2 separate regions of the Homo sapiens genome follow, and region 1 is linked to region 2. The links are chromatin contacts, found by Hi-C or POLR2A ChIA-PET in ENCODE. All regions are on one chromosome and are shown on one strand. The core of a region is the stretch at or near the end of the contact, and the rest is flanking DNA. Distances in the headings are between cores, read along the strand shown.

The links. Hi-C counts contacts between places; a loop is a spot of excess contacts on that map. ChIA-PET counts read pairs that join two places held with the same protein, here RNA polymerase II (POLR2A). Pooled maps may share reads with other maps.
Region 1: a loop to region 2 is called in a map of naive thymus-derived CD4-positive, alpha-beta T cell, with 2.3 times the contacts of the local background. The contact joins two enhancer-like sites. A Hi-C loop is called at or near these places in 11 of 168 maps with a recorded cell type or tissue (CD4-positive, alpha-beta memory T cell, CD8-positive, alpha-beta T cell, Caco-2 and 5 more), 2 of 37 single-sample maps with no recorded cell type and 7 of 50 pooled maps. POLR2A ChIA-PET finds 5 or more read pairs at or near these places in 4 of 52 experiments (GM12878, OCI-LY7, PC-9 and 1 more).

What each region holds. Positions count from the first base shown.
Region 1 is chr6:144,414,296-144,417,426 of GRCh38, reverse strand. All of the region lies in intron 3 of UTRN (utrophin), which reads right to left. Among named protein-coding and RNA genes, the nearest start is that of SNORA98, 10 kb to the right of the region's middle. Within about 2 kb of position 1,431, at least 5 of the 41 ENCODE cell types and tissues checked have a DNase peak (open chromatin) inside an H3K27ac peak, as active enhancers do; they include PC-9, where a contact is called at or near this core.
Region 2 is chr6:144,360,847-144,364,129 of GRCh38, reverse strand. The region is part of intron 2 of UTRN (utrophin); the gene reads right to left. Among named protein-coding and RNA genes, the nearest start is that of SNORA98, 43 kb to the left of the region's middle. Within about 2 kb of position 1,894, at least 6 of the 41 ENCODE cell types and tissues checked have a DNase peak (open chromatin) inside an H3K27ac peak, as active enhancers do; they include PC-9, where a contact is called at or near this core.

The DNA.
Region 1 (3,131 bases), core at 182-2,681, 54 kb before region 2:
CATTCTACAGGCGAAGAAACTGATGTGGAGGTGACTTAACAAATGAGAGGCAGAACCAGGATCTGATACCACAAAATCTGGCTCTAAATCTATGTTTTCAACATCTGTGCTATACTGCTACTAAAATTATGAAGACACAGGACTAGGACAGATAGGGAAGAAAATATTTCATCACTGGACTGGGATATGTAGGGAAAAAAATATTTAATCACTGGAGTGGGTGGGATATATTTAGTGGCCCCCCAAAGAGAGCAACAAGATATATACTACATTTTGATGAATTCAAAATGCAGACTATTTTTTTTTCTAGTACACCACTTTAAAGCGTGTCTGGTGCTTTGGTATCACAAGCTGTAAACTTGGGATCCACTCTGTGAAACAGCTTGGAAATGTCAGAAGTCATCTATGAATAAAAATAAAAACTGATTCATCCTGACAGTTAACCTCTTATTTCAATTTTGAAATCTTTGCAAAGACTCATTTGCAGAGACTTCTCTGACAAAGAGAATACAGTTGAATAATGCATTTGGACAAATATTTAGTGAATACCTCCTTTGTGCTTGGCCCTGCAGAAATGCCAAGTTCAGGTCATTCTCCTTATTCTCAAGAGAGTTTCCATAGTTTTCCAATAAATACAAAATGGTATAAATGAACAGTCTTGAACTTGAAGGGTATATAAGCCTTGGGTCACATTTAACTTTAAAAAAAGTAAACAACCACATGACACAACTCTAGATGACAGATACTACAGCCCTGGCGTGGCCAGCTTTGGCTGTCCCCAAGTCTCATCTCCCTCTACCATCACCATTTTGACAAGTGAGACCAGCACTCATGCTTGCGGCTGGGACACTACTGCTGCTGGATTTTAAAATGTTAGAGCACAAAGGCGAACGGTCAGCACAATGCAAGGGGAGAAGCCAGGGGGGTCTAGCGGGGAGCAAGGGCTGCAAACAACTGCAGTGATGACACATGTGAGGGAAGCAAACCTGATGAGCCCCAGGCACATCTGGAGAATCAGCTGGCTCTGCAGGCTCAAGTGGCAGCTCCTGCTCAGTTCTAGCTAAGGGTGGCCATATGGGAATTCAGGTTCACTGTGGGCAGAACTTCTCATTTTTAAAAAGAAGGTGGAAATCTGAATTTATATGTATAACCTCCTGGTAACTGTAATTTCCTAAAACACTGTGCTAAACAAATAGATCTTGTCTACAGGCACACCAGGTCATAGGGTGACCGATGAGCAATTTCTGCATAGAGCATGACCACATATAGGTGAAATATAGGATTAATCAAAGAGGAATGCCTTAAGGAACTGGTCAACTCTGGAGAAAGGCCACACACAAATATGCACACACCCACACACACACACACACACATACACACACACACATCCACGGACTACAGAATATGATTAATTGCAAATACATCACATATCAAGAAATAATGACTCTTGCTCAGGCCAAAAACAAAGGAGTCATTCCTGATTCATTTCCTTTCACTTCTTCTCCACCTCTAACCTACCCACCAGCCCTGTCCTTCCACTTCCAAAAACACATCCCAAACATGACCACTTCTTACCATGGTCATTGTGTCAACTCTAGCCCAAACCGCCATTATCTATTGCCTGAACTCCAGCTCCAGCCAACTGATCTCTTTGCTTCTACGTAAGAGCCAGAATAATTCCAATTTTAATGTGCAGACCACATTGTGTCAATTTCCCTGATTTACCCTAATGGGCATCCATTACAGGCAAATCCAATCCAAACTCCAAATAAAAATCTTGTGAGATCTGGTCCCACCCTCTCTCTGATCTGATACTGTATTATTCTTACCCTACTTCAATACTCTCAAAGCACAATTATTAATATTTCTACCACAGATCATGTTTTTCAGCAATAGTAGTAGTAATAGAAAAAAATCTACAAAAAATTGAATAAGAAAGTAAGATTTAGAAAGTGCAGTTTGGATTTCTTAAAAGAGTGAAATTCTAATTCTTTGTATCAATAACAAATCAGATGCAGAATTGGGCCTTGGATTTTCCAGTAGAGAGATAGATCAGTGCCTACTTTCTGTCATACAGTATGCGAAAATCAAGGCTGGTGAAAGCAGCTCTTGACTTCACGGCACTCAGATTCCAAATACAGTCATGAGTCACTTAAGGACAGGGATACATTCAGAGAAATGCATCCTTAGGTGATTTCATCATTGTGCAAACATCATAGAGTATATTTACACAAACCGAGATGGAATAGCCTACAATATACCTAGGCTAGATGGTATAGCATATCACTCCTAGGCTACAAACCTATAGAGCATGCTACTGTACTGAATAATGCAGGCAACTGTAACACATGGTAAGTATTTATGTATCTAAACACAGAAAAGGTACAGTCAAAATATGATATAAAAGATTTTAGGCTGGATACAGTGGCTCATGCCTGTAATCCCAGCACTTTGGGAGGCCAAGGCGGGTGGATCACCTGAGGTTGGGAGTTGGAGACCATCCTGGCTAACGTGGTGAAACCCATCTCTCCTAAAACATAAAAATTAGCTGGTTGTGGTGGTGCACACTTGTAATCCCAGCTACGCAGGAGGCTGAGGCAGGAGAATCGCTTGAACCTGGGAGGCGGAGGTTGCAGTGAACCAAGACTGCGCCACTGCACTCCAGCCTGGGCAACAGAGAGATACGCTGTCTCAAACGAAAAAAAAAAAAAAGATATAGTACACCTGTATAGGACACTTAACATGAATGGTGCGTACAGGACTAGAAATTGCTCTGGGTGAGTGGTAAATGAATGTGAAGGCCTAGGACATTACTGTATACTACTGTTGACCTTATAAACACTGTACACTTAGGCTACACTAAATTTATTTTTAAAATATTTTTCTTTCTTCAATAATAAACCTTAGATTACTTTATAAATTTTTCAATTTCTTTAATTTTTTGACTTTTATAATAACAGCTTAAAACACAAACACATCACACATCTGTGCAAGAATATTCTGTTTCATTTTGTCCTTATTCTACAAGGCTTTTTCAATTTTTAAAACTGTATTTTTTTAGTTTTCAAACTTTTTTGTCAAAAACTAAGACACAAACATACACATTAGCCTAGGCCTACACAGGGTGAGGA
Region 2 (3,283 bases), core at 645-3,144:
TTTAATTCATCAACAGAGCCCAGATATTCCCAGGCTACCAACCTCAACATCCAGGTCCTCAATAGCATTCTCTCAAGGTACTACAATAACCTCCCATACTATCTACCCTTGTATTTGCTTCCTAAACACCTCTGACAGATTCACCTTCTTCTGATCACAAAATATCTTATGCTCCAAACCTCCGAACATCACCCACTGCCTTTAAATTCAGATACATCTATATGCTACAGGGCTAAATGCCTACCTAGCATGGTATTCAGCATGCTTTTTATAGCTACCCCCTATTAATTCTGTGCCCTCTACCTGGAACATTTTCCTCCAGCCCCAACATTGCCATCAGTATCCACAGCAAATGGTACCCCCTTTCATGAAGGCTTTAGATGGTTTCTCTCCCAGCTCTAAACCCATCCCACCCTCACCTTTTGAATTCATATGGTACTTTGTTCCTTATCTATAACAAAATATTGTATATATACACGCCTATATGATCTCTCCCTTTTTTGTTTTGTTTTCTTGTTTGTTTTAGACAGGGAAAGACTGTAATGTGAGTTGAGTGAGTTTGTATCTCTGCCCATCTGCAGGTTTGCTACTGCACAAATTCCTACCAACTGAGTTGGGACCTAGACGCTGTCTTGAGAGGGAAGATGTAAGGCCCAGGTGGAAAATAAACAAATAGTAATAATGCTACAAAGAAACAGGTCCGACCAGGCCAAGTCAGTCCTCAACCATCTTACACCTCACCAGTTCTGGAAAACCAAGCTCTCTGTGCGTCAATTTCAAAATGATTTTAAAGTTGTGTTAGGTCGCTATACCAATGGACATATGTATAGAAATATTTCAGTGCTTCTCGAAGTGAGAAAATTAAAGATGGACAGACTCTTTCCTAACATCTGACTCAAAAGCCTAGAAAACACATAGAAAAGAAGCAAATAATACAGTTCTGTAAGATACTGTGTTTTGTGTGCCATGGTTTCTCTATTTTTAGATTTAAATACTATTGTGTGTCCATCAATTATTATGTATAACCATTAAAAAATCTTTTAAAAACATAAAATTAAAAGTGCTATGTACTGAGAAACTTATTCAAAATCATATTTCAAATAGCAAACCATACCCAAAAAATTAAAAATATTTTTTTAAAAAATAGCAAACCCACATAATACAAAACCTAAGAGAAACTGAGCACTTAACAAAATAAGCATAAATATAACACATTACTTAGCATAAAAACTCATTCTAAATGACCTGGCACACAGTAGGTCCTCAATACACCTTTGTTTTAAAGTCCTGACTCAGTGCAAACTCATCAGCCTCATAGGTCAGATGTTGTAAGGACCCAAGATATTGCATCGCGTGGAAATCAACTTTCACATCACATAACAAGTGGCATGTCATTTTTTTCCTTCTCTACCGTATTTCTAAAACTATTCAGGTGTTGATGCAGACCTTTTTCCATGTCTTGGCAAAGTGTAATTTGAACAGGCAGTTTCTCATGACCTTCAAGTCTGTGTTCAACAATGAAATCATTTGGCTTTATATCCCATCCAGTTATTAATCACAAACAACAAAAGAAGAACTTTCACACAGAAAATGTGAAACCTATGCTGGCCAGCACTCACTCTGGGTCACTCCAGGTCACATTCACTTGTAGCTAAGTTCACTGAAGACCATGCAATGACCTCAGCTATTTAGAAAATACATTCAAAATTTTTCTGGAGAGGAAAAATACAGCTATGTGACTTTAAGACAAGTGCTCCTGGAGGTCAGCAGTCTGAAAAGGGTACAATGAACAACATGGCTGGGTCCTGGGCAGATGGGGGGTGGTGTGCACAGGTCACTGGGTGCCACCGGATGGGCGGGCACATCACCTATCCTCCCTCAGTTGGCTCCTTCACTAAGTGCCTGAGCAGGAAATTTCTACCCTGGCATGGAATGCCCACACCAGGATCTCAGCATTCCCACCCCACCCATGTAGGAAGGAATCCAGCTATTCTAGCAGGATTTAACTTTATATAAATCAGCTCCAATGAGTTGATATGTTTAATAACAAAGCAAACATTCACAACTCTATTTTACTCCTTTTTTTGTTGTTGTTGCCATTATTATGATTACTATGATGAATTTGGCTTTGATTTTTATTCTTTTAAGTAAGAAAGTGGCAGCAAAAAGGAAAAAAAAATTCCAGGAATTGACTTGTGTCTCTCTAATGAAACAGGCAGTTCTGGCTGGGTGAGGTGTCTCACATCTGTAATCTCAGCACTTTTAGGAGACCAAAGTAGGAGGATCACTTAAGCCCAGGAGTTCAAGACCAGCCTGGGCAACATAGCGAGACCCCATCTCTACAAAAAAAAAAAAAAGAAAGAAAGAAAGAAAATTAGCCAGGTGTGGTTTCAGACACCTGTGGTCCCAGCTACTTGGGAAACTGAGGAGGGAGGATCACTTGAACCCAGAAGGTTGAGGCTGCATGAGCCATGGTCATGCCATTGCACTCCAGCCTGGGTAACAGAGTGAGACACTGTCTCTAAAAAAGATAAATAAATAAATAATTTTTTTTTAAAGAACAAGGGACTTATTTCCTTATCAGCCCCGCAATGCCCCTTTTAGCATCCAGAAATAGATCCACCTGGTCTTCCCTGGAAGATTCTGGACTTCCCTGGAAGACTCCTGGATGGTTTTAACTCAAACATAGCCCTCTGGATTAAGCTCACAATTGAAACTAATATTTCCCTGCCTGCCAAGCTAAAATTTTTCCCTGGAGCATTAATAATTAGCTCAAAATCAAGGACAAAATTAGTAGAGCAACACATAAGGTGTTTCTCCCCCTTCCTAACATCAGCCAGTCTTTTTAGCCACAAACTACAAGCTAGTCTTTCTGAAATCCAGCAAGCCCCTGAGTCAAACTATGGTGTAAAGAAAGTGGGTGGAAAGTCACATTAGTCAGGGACATTAAGTGCCATCTGCCATGGCTTTAATCCCATAGTACAATCTGAAGACTCTTTCTTAGGACACCCTGGGAAGCAGCATAACAAGAATATTTACTGTCCTGTCTCTTGAATCGGTGAAGTTAAATTCATTACTTTTTATACAGAAAGGTCTTCAAAATATTTCTGTTCTCCTGGTCTGATCTTTCCTCTTCTTTCATCAATCAAAGTCAAAAGAAAAGTTGGCTAATAATATCTTAGTTTGGTCCTTCCCCCAAGAAGCAGACCCTGAGACAAGGATTCAAATATAAGTAGTTTATTTCAGAAGTGATCCCAGGAAACACTGCTAGGGAGTAGAGAAA